Linked DNA regions of Mus musculus: region 2 is linked to region 1. A link is a loop called in an ENCODE intact Hi-C map of the cell type or tissue named here. Cell type or tissue: gastrocnemius. All regions are shown on one strand. Each heading gives the region's core, and the rest is flanking DNA. Links, peaks and the distances in the headings are about the cores only.

Region 1 (14,876 bases), core at 1-8,000:
AGCAGCCCCCAGAGGCGTCTGTTTGAAACACTTAGGAGAGAGGCCTCTGATTTGACTTGGAAGTGGCCCTGTTGTCTCTGCTTGCAATCATTTTGTAAATTACACCTCGTGAGGTTGCATGTATATGTTTATATGTGTTTTATAAGGCTCAGTTACTATGTTAACTAATTGGGGTGGGTGTTTTTGAATGTTGTAGTCGAAAAATAGTGGCGGTGACGCATGTTCTTGTGGCGGCTGTATGAAGGCTGTATGAAATTAGGGTTTCGTAAATGTTTTCTGTCTCATTTGCTGGTGGCTTCCACAGTGGTGGTCTCTACTTTTAAGCTCAGATATCGGCATACAGAGCCTGCTTAGGTTTTTCTCCTTTGAAAAACTTATTATCAGTGAGCCCCACCCTCGCCTGCAGAAATGGAGCAGGAGTGCTGGAGGCCTCACCGAGGTCTGTCTGGATATGGAGTGGAGCACGCTTCTACATACTACTTTGTAATTTGTTTTCTACTTTTCTGCTCCTCTACAGACCCCTTTGCTGATGCAACTAAGGGCGACGACTTACTCCCGGCAGGGACTGAGGACTACATTCATATAAGGATCCAGCAGCGCAACGGCAGGAAGACGCTGACCACTGTGCAGGGCATTGCGGACGATTATGACAAAAAGAAACTTGTGAAAGCTTTCAAAAAGGTGACCGTGAGGAGTGGGTGCATGCCAGAGCTCGGGCCAGGAGAGCTGCTTTGTTCTCCATCTGAGTCGGTTACCCCTCTCTGAGGAATGTGAGCCGATGAGTTGTTACTGTTCCCCTAATATTTCCCTCATGTGGCCTCCAGATTCATTTACAGAGTCGCTTAGTTCTGGAGGACACTGCTCCTTGGTGCAGTCAAGCCGGCTGGCGCAGCTGTGTTTGTTCTGTCAGAGTTAACCCTCTGCATTTAACTTGATGTGTTGTAGAAATTTGCCTGCAATGGAACTGTGATTGAACACCCTGAGTACGGAGAGGTTATTCAGCTTCAAGGGGACCAAAGGAAGAACATCTGCCAGTTTCTTCTGGAGGTGAGTGGCGGATGCACCCCGTGTGACCTTGAAAGAGGCGGGAATCCTTTCCTACTTAGTAAAAAGCACGGGACGGAAGTAGTGGAGTAGAATAGTATCCGTGCTGACCGGAAACGGCAAGGCTCACGTACAGCTCACGCTGCTGCTGAGTGGCCTGGGGAGTGGCATAGGAACCAGGGTTAGGGTTAGGGCAGGTGTGGGATTGTCAGCTGGGGTGGTGGGCGCTGTCACTGCTGACTGCTGGTGGATTCTGCTGAGCACGGTTTTACTTCACAGGTTGGCATCGTCAAGGAGGAGCAGCTGAAGGTTCACGGGTTCTAAGATGAACCCAAGCGTGGCGAGTTTCTTAAATGGTTTTGTTCTCTAACTCAGTTTGGCTGCCTCGGGAGATGATTCTTTACAGTAAACGACAGACTTTGCGTTTATTTAATCATTCAGACTTCCACTCACACCTGCATGGCTACAGAAAACACGGGGTATGTAGGCTCCTGAGTCATAAGGAAATCGCGGTGAGATGGGAACGAAGCCCGAGTCCGTCCTAACATGTTTCCAATGGAAAAGGTTTTGTTGTGAGTGTTTGTTGTTAGTTTTATTTTCACTTGACTGTTAAATGTTTTTGTTGTTGTATTAAACCATGTATGTTGCGGCTTAACAATAAAAAGAAAGTGTGCATCCTTTATGAGCGCTGACCTAAGCCAGCAATGCACTTTGTTTTCTTTGCTGAAACATTAGGAACATGAACTGTCTCTTCCCTGAAACCTCTAGGTTCATCAGCTTCAGAACAACAGGTAGAGAGAGCTGTTTGTCACCCTCAGTGTATCAAAATGCATTTAGCCAGAGGCAGTGCCCTGCAGGTGTGGGTGATGCTGTGTGTCTTCAGAGTGGAAGGCTTTAGGTTAGCACTCCTGGAGTTGAGTGCCAGGTGCTTCTGCCCAGCACAGTCTGGAGTAGACGGGCTCCTCTGCCTGTCAGCCTGGCATTCTGGAGGCCACCAGAGCAGCCTGCCCTGCCTACTGAAGGACTAGTGACAAGCTGTTCTCCTGAGGGGGTAGTGTCCATCACAGTAAAGGAACAGTTCCACCCCAGCCACGGTGGCAGTGCAGCTCCTGGGTCACCAGCTATCCTGCAGCTAGAGGAAGGAGTGGCTACAGCCCAGAAGTCAAGCAGTAGGTCACCCCAGCACATCTGTTCATCAAGCGAGATGTCTGCATAGCATCTGTATGAGTGAAGGGCAGTCTTCAGTGGCAGCGTGTTAAAAGTTCAGCAAGAGAACTGACTGGACAAGGCTTGTGATAAGAATCACTCTTATCCATCAGGATAGTGGGCATACAGAGTAGGGCAGAGGCCATGCAAGGGAGGCTCCACATGTTCCTCCAAGGAAGCAGTATGGAGTCGGGTTGGCACCAGAGGGGGCGGTGGGGGGGTTGCCAAGCTGTCCTTGGATGTTCTAGATCCCAGGCACCACGGGATGACAAGACTATGAGGATCAGATTGGTGAGTTCTACTCAACAGGAGTGGGTGGCTCACCTGTCTGGCTGACATCCTGATCGCTGCCGCCCCTAACTAGAGAGTAACCTACAAACTTCATGCAAGAAGCAGTTACAGACCTGGGTGTGGTGGTGGTACAAGCCTGTAATCCTAGCACTAGAGAAGCAGAAACAGAATGGAGGAGTTGAAGGCCAGCAGGGGATACTGGAAACCCTATCTCAACAAGGGATCACAGCTGTCAACTCGCAAAAAGGTTTAAGTTCTTGGGGAGTCTTTAAGTGCTCACAGGTTAGAGTACAGGGTAGCCCAGTTACCCTAGAGAGCTTGGAAGGGTCTCTAGAATGCTCCAGAAGAAAGCTGGCCTTTTTACCTCCAGTTTACTGTTAAACATACTTCTTACCTGAAAGCCATTCTTGAAGCCCTTTGGGCAAGACACGTGGTCTAAGGAGTGGAGACAGAATTGTTAGTCCATGTTAGTCATGACTGATGCTTTGGGGAGCAGGATGAAAACAGTATCCCTCGAAGTCTGAAAAGGGCCCTCCATCCTTGGTCACCAGGATGGAGTCTGAACAGATGAGAGCCATAGACTTGCTAGAGGCTAGGGATAGTTTATTTACAACAGGAAGAACAGTTTGAGTCTCTAGCAGCCCACTTGGTAGACCAAGAGTGTCAAAATGGAAAGGTTGGGTACCAGGGGGGAAATGCATTTAAACTGAGGCAGATTAAGGCTAGCAGTGGTCTATTAGCGCCCTCTTGTGGACACCTAGAAAACCATGGCTCCTGGCCAACACAAACAATCACCTTACAATCAGCCCTGTGGGCAGTTATCCACACTGATCTCAGCCCGTCCCTTTTACTGTCCATGAAAGCAGTCTTAACTTTCTGTCACTTGGGAGAACTGGTAGTGTTTATACAGCCTTATCCTCGGACTGTACACAGCCACAGCACATGCCACCAGGAAGTTAGTTCTGTGTCAACAGAGATATTTGCTTATGTCCTCTCGTGAGTGAATAAGCCAGAAAAAACCTGAGGCTTCTGCATTGTCAGTAGTGAGTACATACAGCCTGGACAGTCTATAACAGCACTCCCAGTGTATGGCTGGGGAGTGTGTGTGTGTGTGTGTGTGTGTGTGTACAGAGGAAGACTCATTCATTCGGGAACCCTCGGAGAATCAGGCTCTTCCACTTCCTGGAAATGACGCTCCAGGTGTTGGTTTCTCTGGATCCAGCAGTGCCGTACGAGGCGGTCCCTGGTTCAGGTATCCCCTGGAGAATCTTGAGAGGTGTTCTTTTACTATAGTAGTAACCCTGACAACAGGCCCTTTGGGCAGCTGTAGTTTACCAGGCCCTGGCCCTCCGGCTCCCTCTTGTCTTGCATTGTAAGGAAAGCAGTTGATGTCAGCACTCACAGCCGAGTCTTGCCCAGTTCCACGGGCATCAGATTCCATCCTTCTCCACATGAAGGCCAGCAGAGCTCCGCAGTTACCCCTCGCAAACACTCATTCTCCCTCAACCGTCATCCCACCCCCTTGAGTTCCTGCCTAGCATGCACAAGGGCCTGGGTTTGCCTCTTAACAAATACACATAAACTGACAAGAGGTGGGAAGAGAAGTTCAAGGCTATCCTCTGGTACATAGTGAGTGCAAGGCTAGCCCAGCACAGGGGAGACTGTGCGAAGGCAACCCTGACTCTGTCCCCTCTCACTACTGAATACTCATCCAGAGGAGCTAAAGGCACCCAGAGAGAAGCGCTTCCTTCACCTTCTCCCCCCAGCCCTTGTTCTCTGTTGTGTCTTGAAGACATAGAGACATCTCTGAAATACTTGAAAGTCACTTCCCCACTCAGCCTCGCTCCACACAATGCTATGTGTGCTCTCTGCCCTGCTTACCGGGATGGCACCTTGTTTTCACCAAGACAAGACCCTATGTATGTCCTATGAGCCATCCCCCGCCCTCCAAGCAATCCCCTCTATCATTTCTCCATCTCACCACACAAGAACAGGGACATTTTTCATACACAAGAGATGCAAACCTCACCTGGTGTCACATCCCTTTCCAATGCTATCCCACTGGACGTCAATTTGCACATGTCACTGGAACTTCAAAACTGGCATGCTTGAGCTGCAGAGATGGCTCAGTGGGGGTAAAATGCTTGCTACACAACACCAGGACCAGAGTTCAAATCCCTAGCACCCACGTAGACGGTGGGTAGGAGTGTTGGCCCACCTGTAATCCCAGCACTCAGGAGGCAGAGACAAAAGATCCGTGGAGCAAACTTGGCTACCCAGACTGGCCATTTTTGCATTCAAGGGAGGACCCTGCCTCAGTGAATATAAGATGAAGAGCAACTGAGCAAGATGCCTGCCCTCAACCTCTGGCCCCCCGCACACATGCATGCACAACTAACACATGAACACATGTACGCAAAAATCAAAACCAGAAGATGGACATGACTGAGTGAGTGTCTTCCAGCCTGCCTCACATACGTAGATGGCATTGTGCCACCTGTGCCCTCAAGCCTGAGAAGTCAGTGCTGACACCTTTTCCTCCTACTTCATCTGCCTCTGGGTTTTAACTATATCCTCCTCACCCCCGTGTTCTTCTGGTCACCACGCCTCAGCATCTCATCTTTGCCTGTGCTTCTACGGGGGCTCTCCCCATTAAATATTTGAGGTGCCAAGGCTGTGCGATCTATGTTCCAAGTGCTTAGCTCAGCCATGGAAGACGGCCACATAGAATGCCCAGGTAGGACTGTTTTCAATAAAGATTCATGTACAGGACAGAAACCATTGTTCACACCACTGTTTCATCCCACTGAAGACTATCCTTCTGATTTCTGATGCAATTACTTTGCAGTGAGAAAAACAAAACAAAACAAAACAAAGCCAAAACATTCTCTTCTAAGAGGCAGGCCATGTAGCAAGTTAGGGCAGGATCCAGGCCATTTGACAAACAATCGTCATGACAACAGCTCCACCTGTGTCAGAAAGGCAGTGTCAAAAGATATTTTCCCCTCTGGCACAGTTGGTCCTCTAGCCAGGAGATGCTTGAGCCCTGCTCAGCCCTTGGTAATTCCCGGTACTGTGGATCCTGACTGTGAACAATAGCAGGTTGCCCCCCACAGCTAGGTTTCTTCATCCATTAGCAGTGATGATGGCCCCTCAGGGACTCCATGGGGAACCATAGACAAGAGTCAGATAAGGTGACCACAGAAACTGCAGCTGCATCTTGGCCGTGGTGGCTCATGACCAAAATGGCCTTGAGTAGAGGAATCTGGTGCCCCCCTCCAGTATCTGAGGGCATCAGGCACGCACGTGGTACACACACATACATGCATGTAAAACACATAAAACATTTTAAATATTTAAAAAGAAAACACCACACTGACCCGAATGGCTGCTAACTGCAGGTCAGCTGCTTGCATCGTTCCCCGGAGGAGACGTGTTGCTGAATTAACTTCCAGATGGACTGAGCCTCTGCTGAGCCTGTTCCTTGGAGAGGATGGGGACTGAGGGGGAGTTTTCACCTGGGGACAAAGCAGGGGATGGGCTGGAGAGATGGCTCAGCTGTTAAGAGCACTGACTGCTCTTCCAGAGGTCCTGACTTCAAATACCAGCAACCACATGGTGGCTCATAACCATATAGAATGAGGTCTGATGCCCTCTTCTGGTGTGTCTGAAGAGAGTGACATTGTACTCAAATACATAAAATAAATAAATCTTAAGCCTTTCTCACAGGGAAGGAGTGGGGCCGGAGCAAGCAGGGCCAGAGTAAGTGGGGCTGGAGCGAGAAGAAAACAAAACAAAAAACAAAAACAAATATATATATATACACATATGTATATGTATATACATATATACATATATGTATATATATATATACACACACACACATATTATCAAAAGAAGCAATGTTTCAGTATGGTCATGTGCCTCAGTGTACCACTTGGTGATTGGTCACTGTCAGCATCTGGTTCAAGTTAGCTTTTCAAGTGAAATTGTGGGATTTCACGAGGATGCTGGCAATGGTGTCGGGGAGGGTGCGGTTGCTGGGGTGCAGGTTGGGAGTACAAGATGTCCGGTGGAGCTCAGAGTGAACCACAGAGCCCACAACCAACAGGGAACATCTTACTTAACAGACACAAATCAGCATGGAGTGTGTGGCCACAGGAACATGATGTGTCAAAACCCAGACAGCCGGGCAGCGTGGGGTGCACCTGTAAAGCCAGATCTGGGAAGCTGAGGCAGGAGGATCATAAGTCCAAAGCCAGCTTTGCTACGGGGTAAAACCCTGTCTTAAAACAAGCTGGCTAAACAAGGCTGTGTGGGAACTTAGGCCTGGGAACTTTGTATCCTTAATCACATCCTGTAGGGTGTGGGAGAAGCAAAACGCACTGGATGGACTTGAGAAGTTACAAACATCGGAGAGCAGAGAGGGGAAGAAGACAACTAGAAAGACAGAGAAATGGACAGGAGGAACATACTGGGAAGGGGTAAGACAAGCCGAGAGTGGCAGCACACACCTTTAATCCCGGCGCTCAGGAGGCGGAGGCAGGTGGATCTCTATGAGTTCAAGGCCAGCCTGACCTACAAAGTGAGTTCTAGAGCAGCAAGAACTACCTTATAGGAGACCTTGTCTCAAACTAATAACTTTTTTAAAAGACAAAGAAATTAGCATTTTGAAAACTGATAAATCTTTGAAAACACCAATCAATTGAAAGAAAGAAAGAAAGAAAGAAAGAAAGAAAGAAAGAAAGAAAGAAAAGAGAGAAAGAAAAGAGAGAAAGAAAGAGAAGGAAAACCTGGGCACAGACTCATGTCTGTAAGCTATGGACAGAGTAGTTGGACGGTCACAGCAAAAGTGGAAAAAAGACACAGGAAAGAACAGAAAGCAGGGCGCTCGGAGCCAAGCTGCTCTCTGGCTGATACCCTACTTCATCTCTGTGGAATGCATCAGGGATCCAAGGCTCTGTGGTCCACTCTAAACTCCACAGGACATCCGCACGTGCGTGCGCGCTCATGAACACACACACACCCAGCATCAGCACCTTCCCGGGCACCCTCGCCAGCTGCTTGTGAAATCCCACAATTTCACTTGAAACACGGCTTGTTTACCGCCCTGAGGACAAGCATTTCTCCCCACCTCTGCCACTTTCCTATTTCAGGTGTGTCAGGAACAGCTTTGGCAAGCTGTGTCACCAACCCACAGGTGTGTCTATTTTGTACCTTGGTTTAAAGGGGATAGGAATGTAATGCCTGCATGTGGCCAAGAGGAGGCGCTATTGGCCCATTTATGCCCTGCCTTTAAATTTCATAGATCAATGTGCTTTCATATGAATTGGCCTCAAGAAAAGAAAAGACCCCAAGACAGAGTCGTTGACGAGTTATAATATCGCTGGATACAGTCTCAGATACTCCACGTGCTCAAGAAAAAAGTCAAAACCTTTGCTCTGAAAAGCACTTTGATAGGCCCAGAGTACACCTACCTCCTAGACATCTATCTATTCTAGGACACCCTGTGGTGGGGGCAGGGGTGAAGTTGGGGTAGGATAGAAGCCCCCACTTCTTGGGGCCCTGTGTCTAAAAGAGCCACTCAGCCCCATCTCTGAGAGACACCTCAAAGCAGCCATGAGCCTAATTTCTGGGTTGCAGACAACTGTCCTTCCAAAAGCTAACCAAGATGACCTGGTTGGGATAATTGTCTAGAATCCCAGAGGGTGTGAAAGTGAGGGCGGCTGAGACAGTCGTGTTCACTGTTCACTTGACGGTCTGCAATAAGCCATGATGGGAATCTCAAGATGCTCTCACAGGGAGCTGGGTGTGGGGTGTAGTTGGAGTTGGCCTAGGGCCATGTCTGTTTGCTTATAGCATCTGATCTTAATAACCTGTGAAAAACTGAATTAAAAGCTGTACCTGAGACACCATATACTTACCACCCTGAAGTTATCATTTCTGGTTTTACTTTTTGCTAATATCATATCTGTTTTTACTTTTCTGTCAAATGCATCAGTACAGCTTGGCCTGATTGAGCCATAGGTGTTTTGTTTGTTTGAAGTAGCTGAGCTGCAATTCTGAACGTTGCCAATAGGTGGCGATATTGGCCTATTTATGATCAGCACATGTCTTTTTGGTGTGCTTTCATTTGCGTTGGTATTTTGGCTTGGTTGCCACGGTTATGGTGGGAAAACCTGCCTAACGTTGAGTGGCTCTATTGCCTGGGCAGAGGAGCTTGCGCTAGGCTATCTAAGCATCGGCAAGAATCCGTGGTTCATTTCTCTTGGCTAGTGACTGTGAATGTTCTGTGACTAGCTGCTTGAACTCTTCTCTTGCTGCTCAGACATTCGAAGGCCCAAGTACACTTTCCTAACTGCAAAGACCTCCATGTGCACCTCCTTAGAATGATAGGACTTAGTCTCAAGGTAATTGTTATTGGCACGATGTGTGAGACACCAAGTCCTTGTCATGAATAGTGCCTGGTCATGGTTTTAGAAAATGTGAGAAGGATGTGAAAGCTTAGAAGGCACACAGCTGACAGAGCCAGAATCTCTGAGGAAGAAGGAGAGGAGCCCGCTTTAACAAGTGTTCAGTAGGAGCCGTGAGATGCAGGTGAGCTTGAAACACTGGAGACTGGATATAAAGATATCCGACTGTGACTGTATAAACTTGGAGGAGACACTGCTCTGCCTGAAGCATAGAGCTATTATATATCAGGACAAACAAGGCCCTTGAAGCCAAAGGGAAGTGGAGATAGGAAGATCTGGAATTCAAGGACAGTTTGAGCTGCACAGTGAAACATTGTTTCCAAAAGGCAGACAAACAGCCAGAGGCAGTTCTGGCCTGTGCACACCTTTAATCCCAGCACTCAGGAGACAGAAGCAGGCAGATCTCTGAGTTCAAAGCCAGCCTGATCTACAGAGTGAGTTCCAGGACAGCTAGGGCTACACAGAGAAACCCTATCTCAAAAAATGAAGCAAGTAAGCAAGCAAACAAAAAAGCAGACAAACTAGTCAGGCATGGTGGTACACATCTTTAATCCTAACACTTGGGAGGCAAAAGTAGGCACATCTCTGAGTTTGAGGCCAGCCTGGTCTACAAAGCAAGTTTCAAGATAGGGTTAGAGAAACCCTGTGTCAAAGGAAAAGGAATGAGGGAAGGAGGGAGGGAGAGAGGGAGGAAGGGAGATAGGGAAAGAAGAAGCCCAGGGGCCAGAGGAACTTGGGTTCGATTCCCAGCACCCACATGGCAGCTCACAGCTGTCTGTATTCCAGTCCCAGAGGTTCTGGTGCCATCACACCAATGCACATAAGGTAAAAATTAAATAAATTACTAAAAACAAAAAGGAAGCTCAGAAGATGAGCTCAACAGGACTCAGACAGCAAAGAAGTAGGAGAAACAAGACCCCAAAGAGAGCCCCTAACTCAGGCCTGTGCCCCTCTCTGAGCCGGTCCCCATCGTGTGAAACTGTGGCTTCCAAACTGTGCACTGCCCTGGGTGGCTTCATCTTACAAGAGCTTTTGGCTGTGTTGTGATTATAAACAGAGGCAGGATGACTGCATTTCATGTGCTCACATACATTACCCAGGAAGCACAGACGTAAAAACAACGTATTCCCACTATAAGTTTATTAAAGTCAATTTGTATCGTCTTGTTGTTCCCAAACCTGGGGGCAAAGTCTGCACTCCCTGAAGCCAAGTTTGTCTACCTGTTCTTGAAAGCCAATTAGAATAGCAAATATGTATATACAAATATGTGTACATACTTACACGTGGGAAAGGGACCTGTGGCATATCATGTCGCCCTCCATCATCTTCCGTCCTCGTCCTGCACCCGCCCCTGCCTAGCTGCAGGCCACAGGAAAGCTTCCTTCTCAGAGCTCCAGCTCCTGGATGGAGATGCTTGGGTTCCTAAGGTATCTGACTCTACCATGAGAAGGCTGGACATACCAGAGAAAGAGGGGCACATGACCCCATAGCTGCCAGGTTTATACAGGAGTAGGCAATCTCTCCACCACAACCATTCAAGTAAGAACTTACTACTATCCAGGCCTGGTAATGCAGGCTGTTAATCCTTGCTACCTGGGAAGCTGAAGCAGGAGATCATGAGTTCAAAGACTGCACAGGCTACAGAGTAAACTCTATACTCAAAAATGATTTGAAAGGGGAGGGTGAAGCATAATAGCAGAGCTCCTGTCTTGCATGCATAAGACTCCAATTCACATTCCAGGGCCACAGACAACAGCAAAACTTACTCTTTGCATCCAGCAGAGAGTCTGACTCTTCCTCACTCAAACACACGCAGGCCTTCAGGGTCTTGCCTGTTCAAATCCCTGTAATTCTGGGACCTATTACACCTATTCTTTCATTTGCATCCCTCTTGAAAAGCAGGTCTCTAGATTTTGCAAGCATCAGATGTAATTCCCCAGCAATGGCAGTGACATGGCTCTCAGAGGTTTCAACCAGGAAATGGGGAAACAGTTGGGCAGTTAGCAGACACTGCTGTCATCTGCAGGAGGCCCCAAGGAGGACAGAAACAAAACAAGTCACAGAGCTGTCTAAAGGCAGCTATGAGAAATCATGAGAAGCACGTGTAGTGGTTCACATCGCACCACAGATAGGAAGTTAGAGCAGGGGGATTGCTGTGAGTTCCTGGCCAGCCTGGACTACACAGTGAGTTCTACTCTGGTTACTGTGGGTAGAGAATGAAATTGTATAAAAGAAAGAAAAGGAAAAAAAAATGGCAGGGACTGTCAGGCGATCTTTATCAATACTTCTGGAAGAAAAAAAAAATATGAACTTCCAAACTGAACCATTAGTCAAGTTCCTTGTGTAGAGGTAGGAAAAAGACAACTGGTCAACCTCACAGTTTGCCTCATGTGAGCCAATGTGGCTTTTCTGGTCTTTCAGTGACTCCTCTATATGCAGAAAATAAGTCAGCTTGGCAGTATGTAAAAAAAGAAAAGAAAAGAAAATATGCTGACTTCACAAACACAAGGCCTGGCTTTCCATCCTCACAAACAGCAGAACAGGTGAAAGCATCAAGTGGTCCTTTATGCTTCAATTTTTCTTATACTGAATAGGGGTGAGGTGTGTCAGTGTTGGGGTACATATTCATTGATAATGGGTAAAGGTGACTAGGAAGATATTGTCCCTGATCTGTAAAATGTCCCCCATGGGCTTGTTAGAATATTTTACCCTCAGCTGTTTTGGGTGGTTGGGAGATAGGGCCTTAGTAGAAGATGTGGGTTGCTGCAGAGTGGGCTTTGAGATTTATGACCGACTTCTTGTGTCATCTCTGTTTTGTGGTCCTCTGAGATGTGGGCAGGCAGTTACCACATGTCCCTGTTGTGACAAAGCTGCTCCTCGCTACATATGGAATTGTGTCCTTATAAACCCACTGTCCCTTGAGTTACTTCTTGCCAGGTGTTTGGTCTCAGAAATAAGAAAAGTATTAATCCTCCTGAACAAATAGCCTTCCAAAGAATTTATTTTATTTTGAGACGGGGTTTCACTATGTGGCTCTGGCTGGCCTGGAACTCACTGTGAATACTAGATTGGCCTGGAATTCACAGGGATCCACCTGGCTCTGCCTCTAGAGTGCTGAAAATAAAGCCATTCACTAGCATGCTAGGCCGTGGAATCCTTGTTGAAGTCTCACAGGGAAAGTATGTGGGAAATGAGGAGAAAATCCTCTGTCAAGAGAGAGGCCTTTAGCTTCCACCCACCTCCACACTCAGACTTCCAGTTTCATCAGCCTGATTCTTCTCTGGATGAACTGGCCACAGAGTTCCAAATTTTGAGAACTGTGTCCCATTAGACATCAGATATAAAAGGAATTGGACCCTCTCTTTCCTGTCCACATCTGTAGCAGGGAAGCCACCTGTGGAAATCAAGGCTGTGGTCTTTCCCACTAGATCTGTCAAAATTTGCTGGATGAGAGGTTCAGAATATCATGGTATCCAATTTAATAAGAAACCAGATCCGGGCATGGTGGTGCACACCTTTAATCCCAGCACTTGCGAGGCAGAGGCAAGCAGATTTCTGAGTTCAAGGCCAGCCTGGTCTACAAAGTAAGTTCCAGGACAGCCAGGGCTACACAGAGAAACCCTGTCTCGAAAAACCACAAAAAAAAAGAAAGAGAGAGAGAGAGAGAGAGAGAGAGAGAGAGAGAGAGAGAGAGAGAGAGAAAGAAAGAAAGAAAGAAAGAAAGAAAGAAAGAAAGAAAAAGAAAATTAAATTCAAGGTCCATGACTCATGCGGCTTGCTAGTTAGGAGGGCTTTTTGGGCCAAGGGCAAAGAACAAAGGCTGTTGCTGTTAAGTCATTCCAGGAACTGGGTAGCCATAAAGATAGGAGAGAGGCATACAAGGACGTCCAGACTATCTCAGCTGTTACCTTGCTCTACACGTACAATTTGCTGATGTTTAAACTGTCCAATTGTATGTAACCGCCCCAATTCTTCTCCTGCCCCCAGCTTTTTTGTATATAAATCCCTAGCTTCTGAGCCTCGTGGTCGACTCCTCTGTCTCCTGCGTGAGATATGTGTCAGCCCGGAGCACCATCATTAAACTATCTCGTATGTTTGCATCAAGATGGTCTTTCGTGATTCCTTGGGTGTGCGCGCCATCTCGGGACTTAAGTGGGGATCTCCCCACTAGGGTCTTTCAAAACCAGAGAAGCCATTCTGTACTGACCGTCTTAGGCCATCTATGGTGTCTGTCTTTGTTAGCTCAGCATCGAATCTCCGTTCTCAAGAGAGAAAGGAAGTTGTTGCCTAAAGCTGCCCGAGGAGGTTGAGGATGTAGCTTGGTACAGTGCTTCCCTAGCACACATGAGGTCCAATCCCCTGCACCACAGAAATTGGGCATGGTGACTTGTAACCCTAGCACTCAGGCGGAGAGGCATGTACACAGGAGGACCAGAAGTTCAACACCATCTTCTACTACATAGCAAGTTGGAGGCTAGCCTGTGCTTCATGAAACCTTGTCTTACCCAGCATTTGAGAGGCAGAGGCCTCTCCGTGAAGTTGAGGCCAGCTTTGTCTAAGTAGAGAGTCCAGGATAGCCAGAGCTACACACTGAGACCCTGTCTCAAAAAACAAACAAACAACAACAAAAGCATCCACCCAAGGGCCCAAGGGAAAAACCAGTCCATCACACACACGCCCAGGAAAAAGGTCTGACCTCAGCACAGCTCCTTGGGCTGCCCTCCCAGACTCTCACCTGTACTGAGAACCCAGGAGGAGACAAGCTACATCTCCTGGACTTCATCTTTAATCAAACATTAATTCTTTCATGCTGTCCCTATAGCCAAACGCTGCCATAAGTCACTGCCATAGAAATCTGGGCCCCGCCAAAGTCTTGCAGAAAACACCCAGGAGCATCACCAACTATAAGGACGATGGTCCTGAATGTGACAAAGCTCGCCCAGGAGAAGCCACAGCCTGCCCACAGGCACAGAATGCGTGCTGTCAGTGATTCATCCCCCAACACCGAGAGGTTTGAACAAATTAGGATTACGCAATGACTCATTTACTGCACCTCATTTCCCATGGAGAGTCATCAGGATGGGGATGAGAAAGTAGACTGCTTCCAACCCTTCATGCAGACAAAGTATCACCTTGATGCCAGGTGCCATGGGGGAGACAAGACAAAACCAGCTTTCTGCAGACACTGCCAGAGCCTTCCACTGTGCACATGGATGCTGCTGTGTAACTAGATGCTGCTGTGCACCTGGATGCTGCTGTGCACCTGGATGCTGCTGTGCACCTGGATGCTGCTGTGCACCTGGATGCTGCTGTGCACCTGGATGCTACCATGCACCTGGATACTGCCTGGCATTCACATTCTCAGCTTCCTGCTTCTTCCTATAGGAACCTGGTGGGAGGAAGGCAATGCTCCAGGCAGCTGGTAGACAAACAGCCTCGCTTCCTCAACACTTCGGTTTTCTGTCTCTTACATGGTACCCCATGGATTAGAGCTCACTGCTTCCTTCTTGGTAACTCAGTCTTTGTCTACCTCTGACTCATGCTGAACTTCTTATAGAAGGATTTGGGGAATGGCTTTTCCCATGACTACTTGCACTCAAATCCTAGACTCATTGTGTACTTTAGGAGGAACCCACGGAACCCACATGGAGACATAATCTAAACCTTGGTGGTAACGACACTCACAAGCTCACCTTATTAGATACAAGATGTCAAACTCAAAACACTAGGGCTCAAAGCCAACCAGTGGCCAGATAGCTAACTTCCAGTGTAGATGTGGAATATATAAAGGTCAGAACCAGGTGGGGCCTCAGGGTCCTGGAGAGGCTGTGTCACCTCTGGGTGTGGCTGCTAATGTGCTGG
Region 2 (15,122 bases), core at 3,003-11,002, 64 kb before region 1:
CATCTCCCATCTTCTTACATGGCCCTCCAGGTTTTCCCGGGGAGTATTAGCGATTTTCTGTGACTCTAAGCCCACTCTGGCTTGTACCACATTCCCAGCAGTAAGCCGTGGCCACCAGAGCTGATTGCTCCTGAGCATGCTAGGTGCGGAGCCTTTTCCCAGGCTAAGAGTCCCTTGAGGCCAAGGTCACTGAGAACAGCACCCCTTCCCAAAACCCAGCCATGGACTAAAGCTGTCACTCCGCACACCTTGTTGAGTTTTGCTGTCTATTCTGTTCCAAACACTGGTGCGTGTGAATGTGTACATGCATGTGAGTGTGTACATGCATCTGACGGTGTATATGCACGAGAGTGTGTACCTGCAGGTGAGCGTATACATGCGTGTGAATGTGTACATGCATGTGACTGTGTACATGCATGTGAGTGTACATGCATGTGAGCGTGTAATGCATGTGACTGTATTTGCATGTGAGCGTGTACATGCATGTGAGCATGTGCATGCATGTGATTGTGTACATGCATGTGAGTGTGTGTTTAGATGCATGAGCGTGTGCAGGTTGTGTGCAAAGGACTGCCTCGGGTATCATGCCTCAGGAGTTGTCCACATTGTGTTTTTGAGACAGATTCCATTACTAGCCTGCTGCTCACCAGGTGAGCTAACTTGCTGGCCAGCAAGCCCCAGGGACCTGCGTATCTCTGCCTCCTGGTGCTAGAATCAAAGGTGCACACCACCTCACTTGGCCACACCTGGCTTTTATGTGGGTCTGGGGGTCTGACATGGGTTTTCATGCTTACAAAGCAAGCACTTCTCTGACTGAGCCTTCTCCCCAACTGTCACGCTCCCTGAAGTGCACCGTGAGCACACAGCAAGAGGAAGCTTCCAGATTATGGGCCAAGGCTGTGGAGGAATTCCAGCCCCAGGACGATCACTCCTGAGTTCCGCTTCAGATCATGCCACACTTGCTTATACATCTCTGAGAGAGACTCCACGTCTCCTTGGCTCCCCCTCCTGTGGTGGAGTGGGTGATGCAGCAGCCAGGCAGGGAGGGCTGTGTTCAAGGATCCTCTTACCTGTTCTCGTGGGTGCTTTCCGTGGCTAAATGAAATGTCCTTTCCCTCCTGAGCCTACCAGTGTTCAAAACAAACACTTCCTGTGCCAGCCTGCAGCTCCTGAGCCTGGCTGAGGAAAATAGCCTCACTGTGAAGTGTCCTCTGCTTGTTTACTCCTGAGCTGCTGACACTCAGCCTGGGGCTATGCTTAAGGCTCACACCTCTCTTTTTCCACAGCGGTCCCAGTCTGCATTCTCCTTCACTATGGAAGATGCTCTGAAGTCTGGTTCAGCAGAGGCTGCACCAAGGTCACCCAAGGACCGCGCCCAGCGTCTGCTGGAGGAGGCCGCTCTGCCCAGCTGGAGGAGCATGGATGGACTGGACGGAACAAGTAATGCTTTTCTTGGTGGTGGTGGTGTTTGTTTCTGTGTTTTGTTTTATTTTGATACAATACCTCATGGAGCCCAAGCTGGCCCCCAACTCCCTGTATAGCCAAGGATGGCCTTGAATACTTGATTCTCCTGTCTCCGCTTCTAAAAGCTGAGATTATAGGTGTGCACACCACACCCTGACTCCAAGTGGGTTTCACAGGTGCTGTTTGGAGTCTTGCTAGCTAGCTATCGCATGGCCGTTCAGCTCCTCCTCCCATAAGTGAGTGTGTGTGTGTGTGTGTGTGTGTGTGTGTGTGTGTGTGTGTGTGTGTGTGAAAAGCTCTCTGACAGGCAGTTAGTTGTCTATCTCAGTACATCTTAGGATGGCATTGTGGTTCAATGGTGCCTGTGCTCTTCCTGATTACTCTAGAATGTTCTTCCTCTCCCTTAGGAGTTAGAACTCACATCAACATCTCACTTAGTCTCACATAATGAAATTAGCTCAGCTACGTTTCTATGGCTGTGACCATGAAAACAGAATCCAGGGGCCATGAAGCTCCACACACTGGGGGGTCTGTTCCTCACCTAGTGTACATATGTACAGCAGAACATGGACCCGTGTGTTGTTGCGCGTAGCAGCTGTTATCGGTATTCACTGTTGTAGGCCAGACCCAGATCCCATCCCTGAATAGCAAAAATACTTAACCACAAAGTGGCCACCCGAGGAGGAAATGCTTGCAGACTGACTGCCATTTCCTTTCTATAACCAACCAGCAGGCTATGAGCAAAATCCACCCTGTGCAAAGAGCCAGAAATGTCAACTACCCGTCCATCTAAAGATTGTCTGTGAGGGGCCACTTTCCTGTTAACCCACTAGTGCCTGATGGGTGAAGACTGCAGCTACAACACTCAGCAATGACAGAGCTCTGTCTGTGTGGTTTCAGGGTTTCTGTTAAGTGTCTTTTATCCCTAGATTCACTATGCAGATACCTAGAACATCACGTCGCCTCTCTTCTCACGTCCCCGCTTCTCCCACTTTCCTCACTTCCCTACCTCTTTTTTCTCTTCCCTCCTCTCTCCCTCCTCTCTCTTCCCTCTCCTTTCTCTTCTCTCTGTCTCCTATTTCTTCTCTCCTCTTCATCTCCCTCTCCTCTCTGTCTCTGGGTCTCAGCAGTTGAATCCCATCCCTCCGTACATGGTATCCTAGAGAGTACAAGCACCGTACTTCCTGACCCACCCTGGAGGTGGAGGTGTGTCTGTGAAGGCTCCTCCTCTGCCTCCCTCTCTTTGGCTATGGGAAGCTTCGCAGTCACAGGAAACAGGCTGGGTTTCTATTTGACCTAAGACCTTCTGCTGATAACCAGGGTTAAGCAGAATCTTTTCCTAACATTATTTATTATTTTGGTATTTTGTGTGTGTGTGCCCATGCATGCAGTAGCCATGGATGCCAGTAAGGGACATCAGATCCCCCTGGGATTGGAACCACAGGCTAATATAAGACACAATAGTGGCACCAGGAATTGAACCTGGGTCCTCTAGAAAAGTAGCCAGAGCTCTTAACCACTGAGCCATCTCTTCAGTTCCAAGCCTACTCTTGAATTTGCCATTTCAGTACAGCAGCTCTGTTCACAAATGGCTGTGAGGAAAGGAGCTACTAAGAGTCCGCTTTGGCCTTGGAGTGACTCTGGTGGTAAGATGTTTGTTGTGTAAGCATGGGGTCCTGAGTTCAATTCCTCATATCCCACATTTAAAAAAAAAAAAATTAGGCATAGGGCTGGAGAGACAGCTCAGTGCTACCTGCTCCTGCAGAGCCCGGTTTTTGTTCCCAGCATGCATATCAGGTGACTCACAACTGCATGTAACTCCAGCTCCAATAGATCTGACACCCTCTGACCTCCAGAGGCTCCTGCATACTTGGTGTAAATAAACGTATACAAGCACTCACACATATGCATAAGTAACAAAAATAATAAATACTCATTTAAGGTGACAGGAGGAACCCTGGGGTTTCTGATCAGCCAGCTGAGCTGAATCCATGAGACCCAGCTTCAGTGGGAGATCCTGTCTTGAAAACTAAGCTGGATGGCTGGGAGATTTCTCAGTGGTTAGAGCACTTGCTGTACAAACCTAAAGACCAGAGTTCAGATCCCCCGAGCTCTGATAAATGCCAAGTGGACATGGCAGCTGCCTGTAATTCCAGCCTCGGGAGGTAGAGTTGGAGTCCCCAGAACAGACTGGCTAGTGAGACTAGCATATCAGTGGCTGAGAGACCCTGCTTCAAAGAATAAAAGGAAGAGTGACTTAGGATCCTGACATCAACTACAGGGCACACACATATACACACACAAGCACGAGTACACACATACATACACACATATACTCACATGCACACACAAACATGGACATACACAACTCACATATACACACACTCACACTTACATGCACACACATATGCACACACACACACACACGCACATTCACATACATGTACACACATGCATACACACACATATGTACATGAACATGCACACATGTATACTCACATGCACACATATGTGCACACATGCATGCATATACACATATGTACATACACATGCACACACTCACATGCACACATGTACACATATATGTGCATATAACACATAGACATACACACTCATACATACTTACACACTTACTTATCTGCTCTGGAAAAGCATGGAACCACCCCGTATAAGCACTTCCTGCTGTCATCCTCATGACATCTCAGGGAGGTGTTAACTGCTCTTTTTCACCACTGAGCGGAGTGGGGATCTGAGAATCGTGTACTGCCGCATGGCTTCCAGGCTTCATACCCAGGCCTTGAGACCGCTCTTCTCTCCACCGTGAAACCTGTCCCCAGGGCAGAGGAAGCTACTTTGGTTCTTAGAGAAACAGGTTGTTGGGATCTGGGTCCTGCCTCGCCCTGTCATCCAGAGGCTGCAGAGCCATGTGCATGGTCAGCCAGAGCATAAGGCAGATGATGGAGAGCCAGCCAGGAGGGTCAGATGTGAGCACAGATCCTAGGGAGAAAAGCTTGGAGGTGAGAGGTCTAAGGAGTTAGTGGGCTTCAGCAGAGGGTGTGGCAGAAATGAACTCTAGAGTAAGGAGTGGTGGAATGAGCGCCAGGCACCAGGGCTAGGGTTCCCAGGAGACCCCCATTCACATTTTCCTATGGGGGATATCTAATGTCCTTATGGTGTAAGAAAGCCCTAGTTGCTGTCTCTCCAAAGAAAGAGAACTCAGTGTTCTGCCATGACGGATCACAGTAGGATTTCAAACCCACGTTCCACCAGTACCTGCAATCCTCCAGGCTGGAGTTCGGTAAGGAGCAGGCAAGGACAACACTCTGTGGAGACCAGCATTCCATGGAGCAGCAGCAGGCCTGTATCACTTATGAAGTGTGGAGCAGGCTCCTGTCTCAAAGTCTTGGACAAAGCTGTAGACCTGTAGGCCCTTGGTCCAGAAACTGTGCCTGAGGGGATAGGGGATAGGGACTGCAGTGTATACAGGCAGTGAGCATTCCTGATGCCCCCTGCTTGTGGGTAAAGCCCTGGCCCAGCCCTCAGTCATCCTGGGTGACTTGAATCCAGTCAAGAGGAACCAGCTCAGAGGGCCTCCAGCCTTCCTTGCATTTCGCTTTCTAGTGGTCTTGGAGTTGGAGAGAGGATTCATGCATGAGAGAGAGAGAGAGAGAGAGCCACAAGCTGCCCATTAAGTACAGCTTCAAGTCCAGAACAAGTGTGCACCCTGGGTTACATAAATAACAGACTTCTATGCCCATCTCACAGGGCTATAGGAATAACATCCATGAAAGTCCTTGGGGAAGGATAGGAAGGAGGTAGAATTATCCCTCATCGGTGAGGGGAAACTGAGGACCTAAGGTATAAACAGATGGCTGCTGTAGCTCTCCCTCCCCTTCCGCCAGCCTTAGAACAGTATGGGGCAGCTCTCTCAGGAGGCGGGAAAGGGGCTGTGCCTCCAGTCTCACTCCCTCTGCGAGGCCCCCAGGGATCCTTGAGGATTCTTTGTTTCAATAATATTTTTACTCTTTAAATTTTTCACGCATGTATTTTGATTCTATCCACCCCCTGTGCCTCTCAACCCATTTTTCTCCAATTTCATGTCAGACCATCATTGTCGTCATCATCGTCATTGTCATCATCCTGAGTTCAGTTACCTACTAGAGTGTCAGCAACCTGCCAGGCTCCACAGCTCCAAAGACAGTGACTCTGTCTCGCTCAGCCACCGTCAACTGCCAATAGCTCCCTACTAGGGGTGGGACCCCATGAGCCCCTCTCCCATCTGCACTGGAAATTTCACAGACTTGATACTGTGACAGGGTCAGGCAGGGAGCCATGGCCACTGTAAGCTGATGTGGGCAACAGCCGTGCCACGCCCAGAAGTCAGCTGTCATTAACAGCTCTCCGCCCCATCCTCCATCTCTTGCAGCTTCCCTGTCCCCTCTTCCATGATGTCCCTTGAGCCTTGGATGGGAGACATTGATATTGATGATACCCGTGTATAGCTGGGTACTCTTAACATGAGAGTTGGGTGTACACTCCTGGTCTCCCTAAGGTGGTCGCCCCACAATCTCGCAGGAACCTTGTAGGAGATGACGTGTTACCCCCCCCAACTCGCTCCTACAGTAATAATGGACCCTTCTGGTGTCTTTCTCACCTCTACCCCACAGACCTGGCCCCACTTTTGCAGAGCCCCGATGGGAACTGGATGACCTTGAAGGACGGTAGTAGACAGCCCCCAACCCGCCTGCTGACCAAACCGAAGAGTGGGACCTTTCAGGCCCTGGAGGTGGCGTCCAGTGTGACGTCTGCCTATGATGAGATCGGTTCCGACAGTGAGGAAGACTTTGATTACAGCGAAGCCTTGAGTAAGCTGTGCCCACCGTCCCAGAGCAGGCTCAAGCAACCCCAGCCTCAGCCTACACAGGCCCAGAGTTCTGGCCAAGGTCCCTTAGCCACCTCTCCCTCAAACCCTGAGGCCATGTGCTCGGATTCAGAGACATCTTCCACCAGCTCATCTCGGGAAGCTGGCTGCCGGGCTAAGCTGTCCTGGCTGCAGAGGAAGGCCCCCAAGAACCCCGCAGTGGAGAAGATGCCCCTCCAGGGAGAACTGGACGTCAATTTCAACCCTCAGGCAGCCGGTGGAGAGACTTCCGACAGTAGCGATCCAGAGGAGACCCTCCGCACTGCAGAGCGCCGGGCCAGGAGGTGGAGAAGGGCACGAGTGGGCCCCGAGGAGTCAAACAGGGGTCTGCCTTCACCTGGTGCCCATCCACGGGCACTGCACACGGCTCAGGTAAAGAAACCCGCAAGCACACAGATATTTTGAAAGTAGGATGACCCTTCTCTGCGCATAGTACCCAAGAGAGCCTGGGTTTGGGCTCTGCTGTCTAAGATTCTATTGGTCTTGCGGCCAAGCGCACCCTGAGTTGTCACTTGGGCTCGCCTCTCTGGAGGCTTCCATGTGGGTGCTGTGTCTCTTGAGCTTGACCAGAACATCAACGGCAGGCACAGGTGGTAGGGGGCTTCTTCAGTTCGTGGTGGACAGAATGCAGAGAAAAGGAACACGGGAGAGAGCGGGGGCGGGGGAGGCAGGGCTCGAAAGAGGGCTCGGTTGGAAAAGGGTTCACTGTGTGAGCTTGAAGACCCGAGTTCAGTCACCGCCTACAGAAAAAGCCAAGCATGGTGGCACACACTTGCTATTCCAGTGCTGGGAAGACAGAGACAGGGACAGAGACAGACTCCTCACAGTCACCACATGGCCAGCCTTACCTATTCAGTGAGCCCCAGGCCAGTAAAAAAAAGGTGGATGCCACCTGAGGAACAGCATCTGAGGTTAATCTCTGGTATCTATATTTTCATCACACACACATATACCTTCACACACACAACCATCTCTAAGGACGATTTGTGTCTGCTTTCAACTCTCAGGTCGTGCGTTGTCAGTGAGGAAAGCCATAGCCCGGGGAGCTCAGATGGAAGGAACCTGGAGGCAGGAGCTGATGCAGAGGCCATCCCTGGCTTGCTCCTCATGGCTTGCTCACCCTGCTTTCTCATACAACCTAGGACCACTGACCCCGGAGTGGCACAGTGAGCCGGGCCCTCCCACATCAATCATTTACCCAAACGATGCACCATAGCCTTGTCCACAGGGCAATCTAGAGAGGGATTTTCTCAAGTGAGATTTGCTCTTCCCAGATGACTCTAGCCTGTGTCAAGTTGACAAAATAAAAGCAATGGTCTGGCCTGGTGACCATGACAACACCAGGTAGGGAGGAGCCAGAGGCCAGCCAGAAGGCGCCCTTTACCCTCCTTTCCTCCTCTGGAAGGACTTGAGCAAGTAGCAGTACCCTCTCATCGCCACTAGGTGGCGATGCTGCTACGCTGTCCGGGTGTTCAGATCTTCAGTTTCCTTTCATAGGGCAGTTCTCACTTCTGCCTCCTCCTGAAAATAAGACACCCCAGGTTGAAATGAAATAAAAATTTCATATTTAAACTGTTACTTCAGAAAAAATATAAATAAACATAAGACAAAGCAAGTGACATACTATAATATACAAATATTAAATATTTATATTTGTATAAATATTGTGTCATAATATACATACAAAACTATAATATACAGATATTAAAGCATCCCAGTGGCGTTTACTGCCAGGCAAGGTAGCACATGTCACTGATTCCAGTACTCCAGAGGCATAGGATAATGTATCAGAGGCTAACCTGGACTACATAGCGAGTTCTGGTCTAGCCTAAACCACCTAATAAGAAACCACACACATCCCCATCCCAGAAGACAGACGTGGCTGAAGAGATGTCTCAGCAGTTAAGAACACTTGCTTCTCCTAAAGAGCACCTGGATTTAGTTCCCAGCACCCACATCAGGCAGCACACAGGTGCTTGTAACTCCAGTTCCAGAAGATCTGACGCCCTCTTTCTCTGCACTGAGGGCACAGGCACATACGTAGTGCACATACAGACAAAGAGTCACAAATAATTTAAAATAAAATAAAAATGAACAAATTAACTCATTGCTATGCCCCCTCCCCCACCAAGTGACTAAAGGTGTATTTTGTGTGAGGCCGTTTTCTTAGTTTGGGTTTCTGTTGCCATGATGAAACGCCATGACCAAAAGAAAACTGAGGGAAGGGTTTATCGGCTTACACTCCCACGTCCCTATTCATCATGGAAAGAAGTCAAGACAGGAACTCAAACAGGGCAGGAACCTGGAAGTATGAACTGGTGGGAAGCAGTGGAGGGGGGCTGCTTACTGGCTTGCTCACATGGCTTGCTCAGCCTGCTTTCTTACAGAACCCAGGATCACCAGCCCAGGGATGGCCCCACCCACAGTGGACTGGGCCCTTCCCCATCAATCACTAATTAAGAAAACACCTTACAGGCTCGCCCACAGCCCCATGTTATGGAGGTATTTTCTCAATCGAGGTTCCCATTTTCAGATGACTTGCTTGTGTCACATGGACACACATAAAACTATCAAGTACGGCCGTCTTTGTGTGCTCATATAGACACAGTAGACTTAAGACTGTAACTCAGCAAGTCTGTCCGTGTCTGGCATCATGCTGTCTGTCCATCTTCCACTTCTCTCTAACTCGGAGAGGTTGGCCCACACCCATCTGGGCATTCCAAGTGCAAAAGCTTTCAGGAAGAGAGTGTTCCACGAACAGGGCATCAGCTCCCCCAGAGTGCAGGCCAGGAAGAATACACCATCTGTAGAAAAGTTAAAACTGGGGTCTGGGGAGATAGCCGAGTGGGTAAAGTGCTTGCCTTGCACCCGCGTCTCATCCCGGAACATGTGTAAAACTGCAGGCATGGTGGGTGGTACAGGTTTGTCATCCCTGCGTTAATGAGGCAGACAGATCGCTGGGCTCACTTGCCTGCTAGCAAACTCCAGGCCAATGGGAGACACACACACACACACACACACACACACACACACACACACACTTAAAACAGCAATAAACACATTAAAAGCCTTTTGGAAAGATTATTTCCTTAATTATCATATATGTGAGTGTGGGCTTGTTCACATGAGCATAATGACCAGACGTGGGTATTGGGAACCAGATTCACGTCCTCTGCGAGGACAGGAAGCACTCTTAATCGCTGGACACCTGCAGTCCTCAAATGCTGTCTTGTGTCAACGCCTCCTGCCAGTCACAGACAATTCTAAACTACAGTGATGGTGACAAACTCCAGCAGACTGAGTGGTTTTCCAAACCCCACTCGGGTGCCACTGGCTCATCCCTGTCCCACAGTGATGGGTGTGCAAAGATATTACCCACACTTCCAGGCTGCAGACAGGCCCACAGAGTGTCGCTGTGCAAACTTTAAAGGGCTGTCAAATTAAGCTCTCAGACCTCGTAGCTATTTACACAGCCATGACAGCGACAGCGTATGTGTGCATTTCGCGCTTGTCAACAGGGACACTGGCAGTCTGTTCAATTCCTGCCAATTCTGTGTGAGGAAAAGAAAAAAAAACAAAACAAAACACAAAACTTTGTTAGTTAACATTTGTATGGTTTCCACTGAGATTGTTTCTTCCCTAGTTTTAACACTGTCCCCATTTTTTCTCCTATGAAAAGTATAGTATGTTTTACCTGTCACCTCTCTCAGCTATTTATCTTATATTTTGATGTTTTGAGGCAGGGACTCAATATACAGCCTTGCCTGGAACTCGCTGTGTAGACCAGGCTTGCTTCAAACTCACAGATATCCTCCTGCCTCTGCCTCCCAGATGCTGAGATTAAGGCGTGTGCCACCATGCCTGGCTTAAGGACATTTTACATACAAACTTCTTTCTTAATAGCAACGGTTAGGTGGGGGTGGGTACACACTTCAGTTGGCAGGGTGTTTGCCTGGCTTGCTTAAGGAACTGGGCTTGATCCCATAAGCCAGGCATGGTGGCACACGCCTGCAGTCCCAGCACTTGGTAAGTAGAGGCAGGAGGCCCAGCTCTTCGAGGTCATCATCAGATACATAGTGAGTTGAGTTCAAGGCCAGCCGGGGCGTCATCATGATGCTTTGCAGGTTTGTGTTTTCCATCCAGACCCCCCCCCCCCGAGTTATCTATTGTTTCCAAACCATTACTAAGTCACCCGCCATCACCCTGTGCCAGCGGGCATCAGGTGCCTTCTTTGCACATGAAGTTTACTTTGTTGCCATGTGTCTGGTCGTTGTTCTCTTTCTGTGCAGATATTACTGTTTTTATTAAAAATTCTGCACAGTACATGTTGGTGTCTGGTGAGCCTCCCCTCCCCCACCCCTTCTCCCCTCCTGTCCCTCACCCCTTCTCCCCTCCCCTCCCCCACCCCTTCTTCCATCCTCATCCCTTCTCCCCTCCCCCATCCCTTCTCCCCTCCCCTCCCCCATCCCTTCTTCCATCCTAATCTCTTCTCCCCTCCCCTGTCCCTTCTCCCCTCCCCTCCCCCATCCCTCCTTCCCTCCCCTCCCCCATCCCTCCTTCCCTCCCCTCCCCCATCTCTTCTCCCCTCCCCCATCCCTCCTCCCCACCCGTGGTACTTTGGTTGATGCTTACATCATTTTCTGAAACTCTCTTGGCATCTCTCAAACCTTTACTCATATAATTGCTCTCTTAAAATCTGTTCAATTTGCAAAACACACAAGTTGTATTGGGTTGTGCTGAATGTATGCATATACTTAGGAATAATTTATATCTTTGTAAAGCCAAGCTTTTCCATCCAGGATTGTCCGGCACTTGTAAAGTTTTTAGACTTTTCAGTTCAGACCCCCTCATGCTTTTCCTGTTAAGTAATTTTTAATTTACATTTTAATGATGCTGAAAGGGAGAGTTTCTTCATCTGTCACATGTTTCTATCAGTGCTTATAGAACGGCACTAACTTTTTTTATTCTGTAATAACTTAGCGCTCTAATGGCTCTTTTGTTAACTCTGCTAGTCTCTCATGTGGTGTTCTTAGCTATTCTAATTATCTACAAAGAATGAACTCATGCACACTAGCAAGTGCTCTGCCACAGAGCTATCCCCGTCCTCCTCCAGTCTCCCTCCTCCTCCTCTTCCTCTGAGGACCTTCTTTACTTTGGAGGCAGAATCTCTTCAAGTTGCCCAGTTGGCCTGGAGTTCACTGTCCACCTTAGCTTCAGCCTCATGAGCAGCTGGAATTGCAAACGGCTGGCTCAGCCCCGCAACACTTTGGTCTTTCCCCTTCCATCCTTACAATCATTCCTTTCTCCTGTCTTCCTGCAGTGGTCACAGCGTGTGCTCAGTGTGAAGTCACAGCAGTGGGTGGGACCTTTCTTCCTTGGTGACCCCACTCCAATGGTTCACAGTCAGGTCTGCTGCTTGCTTCCAGTTGAGCAGCTCTTATCAAGACTAAGAAGCCTTTCCTAGCCCCACATGATGAAAATCAGGACTGGAGTTTTGGTTTGATTTGGTTTTTTAAGGCAGGGTCTTCTCACTGTGGAGCCTAGATGGCCCAGAACTCACTAAGTGGCCCAGGCTGACCTTAATTCACAACAGTCTCTCAGCTTCAGGCTGTGATTCTAAGTGTGAGCCCCATGCCTGGTCAGTTTTTCTTCTAAAATTTATTGATGTTGTTAATCACATTGATATATTTCTTAATTTTGAGTTGGCTTAACATTTGTTATATTTATTTTTTTAGATCATGACTCCTGTCTGTAAGAACTGAATTCCATTTGCATTCTAGCTTGCCCAGTTCAGCATCAGCTGAATGGTTTGACACAGGCCTGGAGAGGGCTCAGCAGTTACTGCTCTCACACAGGATGAGTTCGGTTCCCACTACCCACCTATCAGCACACAACTGCCTATAACTCCAGCTCCACTGAATCTGATGCCCTCTTCTGGCCTCCTCAGGCACTGCACTCACATGCATATACCCACACATAGACACAACTTAGACATACAATTAATTTCTATGTAGCATGTTGGGGAATTCAAAGTAAGGCTTATTTTCAGATGACAAAGTACAAGACTCAGCTATGTGTTCTGCTTTTTTTGGTTGCTGTTTATTTTGTTTTGTGGTGTCCATTTATAGAGTACTGCAGAGAAGAAGACCAAAAATTCTATACTTAAAGGGAATTATATACTTAAAGACTGGCTGGATCCACCAGTTCTTTTTCCTGCCTGTTTCTATGGGTCTTTTTTTTTTTTTAATGGAAAACTTCTCCTTTTACTGGCAACAAGCTGATTTCTGTTGCTCTTTGGCAGTAGAGTGCCATCCTTTTGTCACTCTGCCTACACAGTTTTAGAAGAAGATTTGGCAAGGTCGTGAGGGCTGTTAGCCAAACACCACTTTAACATGGGAGCTGGCTGGTACATTTGCAGTAATGGGAACTTGAGGGTTACAGACAGCTGCTATTTTAGCTTTCTGCAATGGTTTATTTTTGATTATACTCATTAGTAGAGATGTTTTCTTGGGGGTAAATTTGGTTCTATGAGGCATTCTAAGTTCTAATTATTCTCTAAAAATGTGTTAAGAATGTTGGATCTGCATGATGGCTCAGCAGATAAAGGGGCTTGCCACCGAGCCTGACGACCTGAGTTGGATCCCCAGGATCTACATGACCAAGGAGGAAACTGACAGCCTCAGGGGTCCTCTGATCTCCACATCTGTGCTGAGGCATGTAAATGTCCACATGCTTGCACATACACACAAAACATACATACATACATACATGTAAAAAAAGACCTTGCCATATGAACAGCTACTATCTTTGATTATTTAATAGCTGATAAATATTCCTTTATTTACTATATTGTTCATAGAAACATAAAAAAATAAAATCTAGTAATGAGAAGAGACAAATGAGCTAGAGTGACTCAGAAAATGGGTAATGGGTCCTGATAACGCAGGCGTAAGATTTGCCATACTTACCTTTCAGAACAAGAAGATGGCAGAGAACATGTCTGCACAGTAAGAGTCCCCTCTGAATCACCCTCTTCTTGTGCCATGGGTCTTCTTGATCCTGGGCTTGGTCTCAGCCAGAAAGCAGGGGAGTAAGGGTGGATTCTTTTGAGAACCTAACAATCACCACAGCCTCCTGGGGCTCCCAACCTTCACAGAAGGAGCGTAGCACATAATCACCCAATAGGGCAGGATCAGGAGGTGTGGTTATTGTCTGATGGCTGTTAGGGTATCACACAGTATGGCTTACCCATGCACTTGGAGCCATTAGTTCTGGAATGCTGATCTTGCCTTTTTTCTTTGCGCCTGGTGACTGCAGCCCTTGGAGTCCCAGCTCAAGCACACTTCCACAGGGATGCCTTCTCTGTCTCTCTATGAGAGGTGTAGGACCCTTTCATGGCTTCCCTCACGCCCATTCGCTATGCGCCTGAAGGCACCTTGGATCCATGAGGGAGGTTTTAGTCTCCTCCGTTAGCAGGCTGCTGGTGGGAGGGCCAGACTGGTGAGCCCGGCCTGGGCTGTGTGTGTGGGAATACAAGAAATCTGAGGATGAAGATGAATGAATTTGGGGCTAGGGAGATAGGTCAGCAGGTAAAATGCTTGTCTTACAGTGCAAGGATATGAGTTTAACCCCAGGATTCTAGATAGATAGATAGATAGATAGATAGATAGATACATACATACATACATACATACATACATACATACATACATACATGCAAGCAGGTGTTATAGTGCATCCTGGAATCCTGGTACTGGAGAAACACTTTTAGATTCCTGAGGCTTGCCTAAACTTAATGGGCTCCATGCAAGTAAGAAATGGATCCAGGGAGGCAATCAGAAAGCCCAGGGCAGAGGTACACAGGAATTCCGAATCTCAGAGCAGAAGCCCCAGTCTCAGGGAAGGGAATAAAGTATTCAGGCATGTGGAGCTCCTTTCTCCTGTCTCAAAGGCAAGCAAACAAGGAGGATTGTGACTAAATGTGGTTTAAATAAGAATAGCCCCCATGGGCTAATAGATTTGAATGCTCAGTCAGCAGGGAGTGGCACTGTTTTAAAAGATTAGAAGGATTAGGAGGTGTGGCCTTGTTTAAGTCAGTGCAACCTTGTTGGAGGAAGTATGTCACTAGGGGTGGGCTTTATCACTCTCGTTCATTCTTCTCTCTCTCTCTCTCTCTCTCTCTCTCTCTCTCTCTCTCTCTCTCTCCCCCTCCCTCCCTCCCCCTTTCCCTCCCCCTCTACCCCTTCCCCTCCCCCACCATGTGGGTCAGGATTTAGTTCTCAGTTACTTCTCCAGCACCTGCCTGCATGCTGCTGTCTTCCTGCCACGATGATATATAGATTAAGCCTCTGAAACTGTAAGAAAGCCCCCAGTTCAATGCCTTCTTCGTGAGAGTTGCTGAGGTCATGGTGTCTCTTCACAGCAATAGATCAATAACTAAGACACTATGGAGGATTAGCCAAGGTTGTCCTCTGGTCTCCATGATTCATGTACCACCCACCCACATACACAAAAACACAATTCAAACACTATTCTAAGCCTAAGGCTCATCCACCTAAGCTCTTTAGCCAAGTGCTGAATGCATTAAAGACATCCAAGGTAAAGTAGAAATTGAGTCAGGAAAGACTTGCTGTTGCCCTGGGCTTCCTTACCTGGGGGCTCCTGGGGACAGCTGCAGCAAGATTCCTTTATTCCCGAGATAAAGATTCTTATCTCCTGGTTCTGGCTCCCTACAGGT

The links. Hi-C counts contacts between places; a loop is a spot of excess contacts. Peaks named below come from ENCODE experiments on the same cell type or tissue, not always from the same donor. Only the 100,000 strongest peaks of a DNase experiment are listed, where the experiment ranks them.
Region 2: it touches region 1 in a loop (7-fold over the local background); 34 of 42 quality-filtered maps call a loop at or near these places.

The regions. Positions count from the first base shown.
Region 1 is chr9:120,493,590-120,508,465 of GRCm38, forward strand. It overlaps Eif1b (eukaryotic translation initiation factor 1B), which reads left to right. Exons shown (of 4, transcript NM_026892.3): 2 at 518-681; 3 at 946-1,047; 4 at 1,324-1,738. The coding sequence ends at 1,368. It also overlaps the pseudogene Gm7229. Among named protein-coding and RNA genes, the nearest start is that of Eif1b, 8.4 kb to the left of the region's middle. In gastrocnemius, for the core only: CTCF peaks have their summits at 3,289 (motif pointing left) and 7,808 (motif pointing right); a DNase peak (open chromatin) is centred at 3,297; H3K4me3 peaks cover 950 bases; H3K27ac peaks cover 661 bases.
Region 2 is chr9:120,426,222-120,441,343 of GRCm38, forward strand. It overlaps Myrip (myosin VIIA and Rab interacting protein), which reads left to right. Exons shown (of 17, transcript NM_144557.5): 9 at 1,287-1,440; 10 at 6,132-6,757; 11 at 15,121-15,122. Among named protein-coding and RNA genes, the nearest start is that of D830035M03Rik, 59 kb to the right of the region's middle. In gastrocnemius, for the core only: no CTCF peak of the experiment used is centred there; a DNase peak (open chromatin) is centred at 7,810.